3 separate regions of the Homo sapiens genome follow, and all the other regions are linked to region 1. Evidence: chromatin loops called from intact Hi-C (ENCODE). Cell type or tissue: heart right ventricle. All regions are shown on one strand.

The links. Peaks named below come from ENCODE experiments on the same cell type or tissue, not always from the same donor. Only the 100,000 strongest peaks of a DNase experiment are listed, where the experiment ranks them.
Region 2: it touches region 1 in a loop (3-fold over the local background); 10 of 110 quality-filtered maps call a loop at or near these places.
Region 3: a loop joins it to region 1, with 4 times the contacts of the local background. A loop is called at or near these places in 75 of 110 quality-filtered maps.

Annotation. Positions count from the first base shown.
Region 1 is chr1:36,284,402-36,286,901 of GRCh38, reverse strand. THRAP3 (thyroid hormone receptor associated protein 3) reads right to left here. Exons shown (of 12, transcript NM_005119.4): 4 at 1-534. Among named protein-coding and RNA genes, the nearest start is that of SH3D21, 21 kb to the left of the region's middle. In heart right ventricle, CTCF peaks have their summits at 1,048 and 1,249 (motif pointing right); a DNase peak (open chromatin) is centred at 1,281; H3K4me3 peaks cover 170 bases; H3K27ac peaks cover 2,396 bases.
Region 2 is chr1:36,202,797-36,205,296 of GRCh38, reverse strand. No RefSeq gene overlaps it. Among named protein-coding and RNA genes, the nearest start is that of THRAP3, 20 kb to the left of the region's middle. In heart right ventricle, no CTCF peak of the experiment used is centred here; DNase peaks (open chromatin) are centred at 876 and 1,366; H3K27ac peaks cover 2,500 bases.
Region 3 is chr1:36,098,774-36,101,273 of GRCh38, reverse strand. COL8A2 (collagen type VIII alpha 2 chain) reads left to right here. Exons shown (of 4, transcript NM_005202.4): 3 at 1,016-1,224; 4 at 1,787-2,500. The coding sequence starts at 1,032. Among named protein-coding and RNA genes, the nearest start is that of ADPRS, 11 kb to the right of the region's middle. RefSeq lists a silencer at 1,082-1,211. In heart right ventricle, CTCF peaks have their summits at 1,279 and 1,493 (motif pointing left); DNase peaks (open chromatin) are centred at 1,080 and 1,493; H3K4me3 peaks cover 418 bases.

The DNA.
Region 1 (2,500 bases):
GGCCATGGCTTCGAGCTCTCAGATGCTTTTGTATCTTGAGAGGTGCCTCCAGAGAATGTCTGCTCCTTGGCCTCATCTCCCTGGTTATCCCCGGCAGCCTGAGATGGCCGGCTATCCTTAGAAGAGGACTTTTTCTCCTTTGCAGACTTGCGCTTAGAAGATTCAACTCGGCTATGGTTGGAGGAAGAACGGGAGGATGAGGAGCGCCTTGACCGGTCAGAAGACGACTTATCAGAGTTTCTAGAATGGCTCCTGGACCTTGGTGAAGGGGACCTTCTCTTTGGGGACCGGGATCTTGAACGGCCTCGACGAGGACTGTATGCTTGCCGGTAATTCTGCCAATTTGAGCGGTAGTTTCCATAGCCTCCTCGGTTATATTGGCCCCATGGATAAAAGCCTCTGTTACGCCCACGGAAATAATAGGGCCTTCTATAGCCTCTGTTGTGACCTCGGAAATCCCGATTCTGATATACTCTTGGGTGGTTTCTTTCTCTGTTATGAGCTGGAGAATATGATCTGGAACGAGACCTAGAACTGGAATGGAAAGGAAAGAGACAAATGTTTGAATTTTTGACACAAGCATTTTTATTCAAGAAAAATCTGTTCTGAAATCCCTGCCCTTATGTGTCATTCACTTTCAGTTTTGTTTTCAAAGCAAGGGCACAAATATTTAATCCCACTACGTATGGCCCTTACTAAGTACAAAAACATGGATAAGAATCATTTGAACAAGTGATGAAACACAGGTCACTTCATTCATATTGCAGCACATTTAAAATGGAGGTGTACTTCTACAGTGACTGAAAAACTATCAACATTTTCTTAAGGTAGTAAACCACACAAAGACCATTTTAATATACCATAATAATAGCTTACAGTTTCACAGGCACGGGGATTTTAACAGGGCTCCAGGTCATTGGAAACGAGAGAAAAACTGTGAGCTGTGGTACCTAGACAGGTACTCTGACCCCTATCTACAATGTGGTAACACTCCACACCCTATCCTAGTCAGCTCTCTCCCCCTTGTGCGGGATGAACTTCTTAAGATACCACTAAGGCTTGGGATCGTTAAAAGTATAGTTACAACAGGTACACACCAAAGAAAACTTGGGAGAATGCATCTGCTCAAAGCTTAAAAGAACTTACTAAAATCACATAAGCAAAACATAAAATATTGTTTTTTAAAATGGAAATGGTCTGACTACTTAGGTCATATTTCTGTGGCTGAGCTACATGATCTTAACTAGGTGCCACAAGAGGGCACTATCGGACCATAAAGTACCCAAGGACGCATGAAGTTAGCAAAGAGTAACTAAAAAACACCCCCACCCCGGTGTGCACAGAAGGCTAGTGTTGTGTTCTTCTCCATTTAACAATATATAACTCTGGTAGAGCAAGATGAATTTCCAGAACCACAGAGACTTGATAGTAACCTAACTGTACATTCCTGAGTGTCAGGCTTGTCAATGATGAGAAACTTTGTTTCCATCAAAAAGCCAAAAATTACGTATGTTGGTGTAAAAACCCATTGGGGTTCTTGGATCCACTTTTCCTATCTACTATGATATAGATCATTGACATTAACCACTACTCCTAAGCAGCTGGCTACAAATAAGTAAAATTTACTAGAAAACTCTTTCAAATAATATTTTCTTTACATATAGAATAAAAACTCTTCAGTTAATCAGCAGGCTTTCTCATATCTGACTGGGAACAGATGCATTTTTGTTTTTTCCAAATAACTCCAGTTAGCAAATATACTAGTTTCTTTTCAGGATTTAACAACTAAACAAAACAGTATTTTTAAGAAGAAAGTACATTCAATTTAATCTAAAGATAAAGTGGGATTGGTTTTCCACTATTTATTGCCCACTGTACTCAGATTTTTTTATCTACACCATGAATAAGAGCAACTGGCAAAGATATATCTTACTGCTGGTTGTTATTGTAATTAAGTACAATTAAAAAAAAACTTACCTTCCACACTTTTCATTTGAAAACAGTAACAATATAAGAAAAGAAGGGAGAGGCAGATGCAGATTATGAAAGTGAATACAACCCGATTAAAGGGCTATGCTTGAGGGAGGTGATCCACCACCAGCACTAAGGAGGGTTTAATTCATGTTCCCATCCTCACAGGCTACTGCTGCTTCTGTTACCAATTACTAGTGAGGGCCCTGGGCATACTGCATCCAAAACTCACAGTCATTGCACAGATGCAGGAAAATGAGTCTCTGCAGATTGCAAATGAAGTTATTTAAGAGATGTCACTTAAAAGGATACAGTCTGTGAAATACAAGGAAATAATCAATTTTCTCCAATTCTGTAGAACTCAGCAGTTAGTTAATTTAAAGGCATGGTTTCTCAAACTCTCTGGATAGATACTTTCCTTGCAGGAGAGGGAAAACAAAAGAAAAAACCATGAAACAGATAAGCCAGAAATAAAAACTGAACATCCAGTGGCAAATTTATCTGTTTCTAAAAACAGAGAAGTCAGATT
Region 2 (2,500 bases), 82 kb after region 1:
CAGCCAGCCTGGCAGGGGGTTTTTGGAGCAGATCATCTGGTTTAGAGAATTAAATATATGGGACAATTCTTTTTTTTTTTTTTGAGACAGAGTCTTGCTCTGTTGCCCAGGCTGGAGTGCAGTGGCGCGATCTCGGCTCACTGCAAGCACCGCCTCCCGGGTTCATGCCATTCTCCTGCCTCAGCCTCCCGAGTAGCTGGGACTACAGGTGCCCGCCACCACGCCTGGCTAATTTCTTGGTATTTTTAGTAGAGACGGAGTTTCACCATGTTGGCCAGGATGGTCTCAATCTCCTGACCTCGTGATCCGCCCGCTTCAGCCTCCCAAAGTGCTGGGATTACAGGTGTGAGCCACCATGCCTGGATAAATGGGACATTTCTTACATCTAAGCATCATGGAATAAAATGCATATTTGTTACCTGTATCTTGTCCAGACATACTTGGGGGCCCATCTCTTCTTCCTCCCTTAGAGACGAGAGTGCACACCCACTCATGAAACACCCCTAGCACATCCCAAAACACACCTGGGATGCCTTTTGGGTGGAATAAGAACAGAAGCTCCATGAGGGCAGGGACTTCGTTACTGCTGTACCTAGACTGCTCTTCAGTCTCAGTGGCTCTCCTAGTTTCCCCGGCTTCTGACTTAGGGCAACTTAAGCCATGCTAGAGCCAGGGGGCCCTGTGCACACGGGCCGAAGGGAGAACCAGCCAGACACCCTGGGGTAGCCTCTTCTCAAGAACATGAACCTACCTGGGGACAGTTCTCAGTCAGGAGCAATCCCTTCCCAGGAAACATCCGGCAATATCTGGAGGCAGTTTGGATTGTCACAAGAGCAGAGGAGTTGGGGGAGTGCCAATGGCATGTGGTGGATAAGGGCCAAGGAGGCTGCTAAACATCCTACAGGGCACAGAACACCCCCCACCCACCCACCCACCCCCACCATCCAAGATTATCCTGCCCCAAATGTCAACAGTGCTGAGGTTGAGAAAGCCTGGGATAGGGACACAGCGGAGGGGAACTCAGACAGGACGGGGTCAGAGAAGAGACAGGAAAAGGTCAGCCTGCCCTGTAGCTACTGAACCCTCCCTCCCCACAACCCCCTTGCTCTGTGTGGGCCTTTGGTCTCTTCTTTTGTCTCCCGCCCTGCTTCTCTCCTCTATCTCTTTGGTGTTGTCCCTGTTTATTTCTGTTTATCTCTCGGTCTCCATTTCTCACTCAGTTGTGCCATCCACTCTGGCTGGATCCCTGTGTTCTGAGACGTGAGACAAGCCTTTGGCATTTGTACTCCTTCACCCACACTAATCACTCCAGCTGCCTCGGCCTGGGAGCGGAGCCAGGAGGTTGACAAAGGGGGGAGGGTACAAAGAGGGGGGTTGGGGGTAGGGGGTAGCACACACTCCCTGCTATCCTCACCACTCTTCTTGCCCTAGTTCCTGGGGCCCCAGTGTCTGCCAATGAGAGCCCTAGAGATCCAGCCACTGTCTTTCTCTCGCCCTCCAGGGCCTGGGACCAATCCAGCATGCCCGAGTGGCCTTGCCCTGCCCACTGACCTCTTCCTCCTTACCTCACCCCCTGGTTCCTTAAATTTCCCCTCCAGCCCAGTCCAGCAGCTGTTACAAAACAACTGGGGGCTGGGCATCTCCTTACCCCTGGCCCTGCCTTGGGTGACTGCCACTTAGCCCAGCACCCTCCGCCCAGAGATAAGGGACCTATGGTCTCTGCTCTGGTCCTAGTTTTTAGGACCCAGAGATCACTGCCCTGAGCCAGGAAATGATTTCTTGTGTTAGGACCCAGTGCTCAGTGTCCAGATTCAATTGCCAGTGCCTGTCCCCAGGACCCAGGACTCAGCCCTTTGTGCCTGAGGCCAGAGCTGCCTGCCCTCTTCCTACCACACACCTCGCCTGGCAGAACGTGGTGGCCTAGGCTGCTGTGTTTTAGGGGTGGGCATTGTGTGAGACCAGGAACCCTTCAGGTGACATTGCAGAAAAGTCTGGTGGCAATTTTTAAAACAGAAAGTTGAGGGACTTTTGGCCAGGCATGGTGGCTCATACCTGTAATCCCAGCAGTTTGGGAGGTTCAGTCAGGAGGAGTTCAAGACCAGCCTGGGCAACATAGTGAGATCCTGTTCCCATCACTGTTTTTTTTTTTTTTAAGATTCCATTCCTTTTGGGAGGCTGAGGCGGGCAGACCACTTGAGGTCAGGAATTCAATATCAGCCTGACCAATCATGTTGGTTTTAGTCTCTACTAAAAATACAAAAATTAGCAGACATGGTGGCAGGCGCCTGTAATCCCAGCTACTTGGGAAGCGATTCAAGGAGAATCGCTTGAAGCCGGGAGGAGCAGGTTGCAGTGAGCCAAGATCGCGCGACTGCACTGTAGCCTAGGCGACAGAGTGAGACTCCGTCTCAAAAAAAAAAAAAAAAAAAAAAAAAAGTGTTGTAATCCCAGCACTTTGGGAGGCCGAGGCAGGCAGATCTCCTGGGGTCAGGAGTTCGAG
Region 3 (2,500 bases), 190 kb after region 1:
GGTGAGGGGCAGAGAAAGGGATAGCAGGCAATAGAGTTGGAGACACAGGCACAGAGTAGGTTAGAAAGGCCTTGAATGCAGGCCGGGCGCGGTGGCTCATGCCTGTAATCCTAACACTTTGGGAGGCTGAGGCAGCCGGATCACCTGAGGTCAGGAGTTCGAGACCAGCCTGGCCAACATGGCGAAACTCCATCTCTACTAAAAATACAAGAATTAGCCAGGCGTGGTGGCACACACCTATAATTCCAGCTACTTGGGAGGCTAAGGCACGAGAATCGCTTGAACCCGGGAGGCAGATTTTGCAGTGAGCCAGGATGGCGCCATTGCACATTGCACTGGGCGAGCAAAACTGTCTCAAAAAAAAAAAAAAAAAAAAAAAAAAAAAAGCCTTGAATGCTATGCTAAGCGCCATAGACTTGATCCCAAAGGCGAGTGGCAGGGAGTCCAGAAGGGCATCAGCAGAAGGTGCAGTCAGACAGACCTAAGACAAATCCCATCTCTGGCTTCCTCAAGACTTTTGCTTTAGTTTTATCATCTGGAAAATGGAGATGACAATAATAATAACTTGTTAAAGTGTTCTGAGCATTAAGTGAATTCATGTCCCTAAAGAGCTCAGCCTAGTGCCTGGCAGAGAGCTGGCCCAGCAATGGAAATGGGTGTTGACATCCAAGAGTTTTTAGCAGGGGAGGTCAGACTGCTCTAAAAGGCACGCCCGGCTGCAGAGAGTGACTGGCTGGTTTTGAGGAGGCTGCTGTCCTGGGGAGGCTGGGCTCTCGGAGATGGTGGGGGTGATGAACAGCCACAGGCAGGGTCTGAAGAAGTTTAGGAGGTGGCTTATGCAGACCCCCGCGACTTTGAAAATTGCTTGTGAATAATATCTAAATTCGGAATTGCTTCTCAGCCTTTTGACTGAAATCTCCAGTGTAATCTCTAAATTCTGATCTTTTGGTGACCCCGGGCCTAGTGCCAAACCACCCAGGGCTGGCTTGATGACTTTCTCTGTTCTTCTTTGCAGCACGTCCACGGACGCCATGCTGGGGACTCTGACACCCCTGTCTTCGCTGCTGCTGCTGCTACTGGTGCTGGTGCTGGGGTGTGGGCCGCGGGCGTCCTCTGGTGGCGGGGCCGGTGGGGCGGCGGGCTATGCCCCAGTGAAGTACATCCAGCCCATGCAGAAAGGACCTGTGGGACCGCCCTTCCGTGAGGGCAAAGGCCAGTACCTGGGTGAGAGCCTCCTCACCCCACAGTGCCTCAAATCGCTCCCAGCCCCCAAATCCCCTGCCTCCCTGAGAGCCATCAGATCCTCAGGCGCCCTCCACAGCTCCTCATTCCCCACCAATTTTCCTACCTTCAGTGTTTTTCCTAATACCCCAGAGGGCCTGGAAACGGTGCAGTTAGCTGGCACAGGTGGTCTTCCAAGGGGGAGATGAACTGGGAAGTTGGGAGGTGGGGCTCTGCTCCCACGGGCTCTAAGGTGGGCTGCTGGTGCCACCTGGTGGCCACTCCACCTTCAGGTCATGCAGGGATGAGAGGTGAGAATCAGCCAGGCTCATGGAGGAGGCCCAGCCTAGGTAGGTTGGGTGTTAGGAGCCCTTAAGGAGGACACCCTGTTGCCCCCAAGATGTCCCCTGGGCCACCCCCAAACCCCATCTTCCATGAGAGCAGGAAGGGGCAGCCCCATTCTTCCTCTCCCGTGTACCTCATACTGGAATGGGGGAATGGGTAGATGGGGTCCCCTGTCCCCACAGTTCAGGCCCCTGACTGCCCCTTTCTCTTTCTTTCTCAGAAATGCCTCTACCGCTGCTGCCGATGGACCTGAAGGGAGAGCCCGGCCCCCCTGGGAAGCCCGGGCCTCGGGGTCCCCCTGGCCCCCCTGGCTTCCCAGGAAAACCAGGCATGGGAAAGCCAGGACTCCATGGGCAGCCTGGCCCTGCTGGGCCCCCTGGCTTCTCCCGGATGGGCAAGGCTGGTCCCCCAGGGCTCCCTGGCAAGGTCGGGCCACCAGGGCAGCCGGGGCTTCGGGGGGAGCCAGGAATACGAGGGGACCAGGGCCTCCGGGGACCCCCAGGACCCCCTGGCCTCCCGGGCCCCTCAGGCATTACTATCCCTGGAAAACCAGGTGCCCAAGGGGTGCCAGGGCCCCCAGGATTCCAGGGGGAACCAGGGCCCCAGGGGGAGCCTGGGCCCCCAGGTGATCGAGGCCTCAAGGGGGATAATGGAGTGGGCCAGCCCGGGCTGCCTGGGGCCCCAGGGCAGGGGGGTGCCCCCGGCCCCCCCGGCCTCCCTGGTCCAGCTGGCTTAGGCAAACCTGGTTTGGATGGGCTTCCTGGGGCCCCAGGAGACAAGGGTGAGTCTGGGCCTCCTGGAGTTCCAGGCCCCAGGGGGGAGCCAGGAGCTGTGGGCCCAAAAGGACCTCCTGGAGTAGACGGTGTGGGAGTCCCAGGGGCAGCAGGGTTGCCAGGACCACAGGGCCCATCAGGGGCCAAAGGGGAGCCAGGGA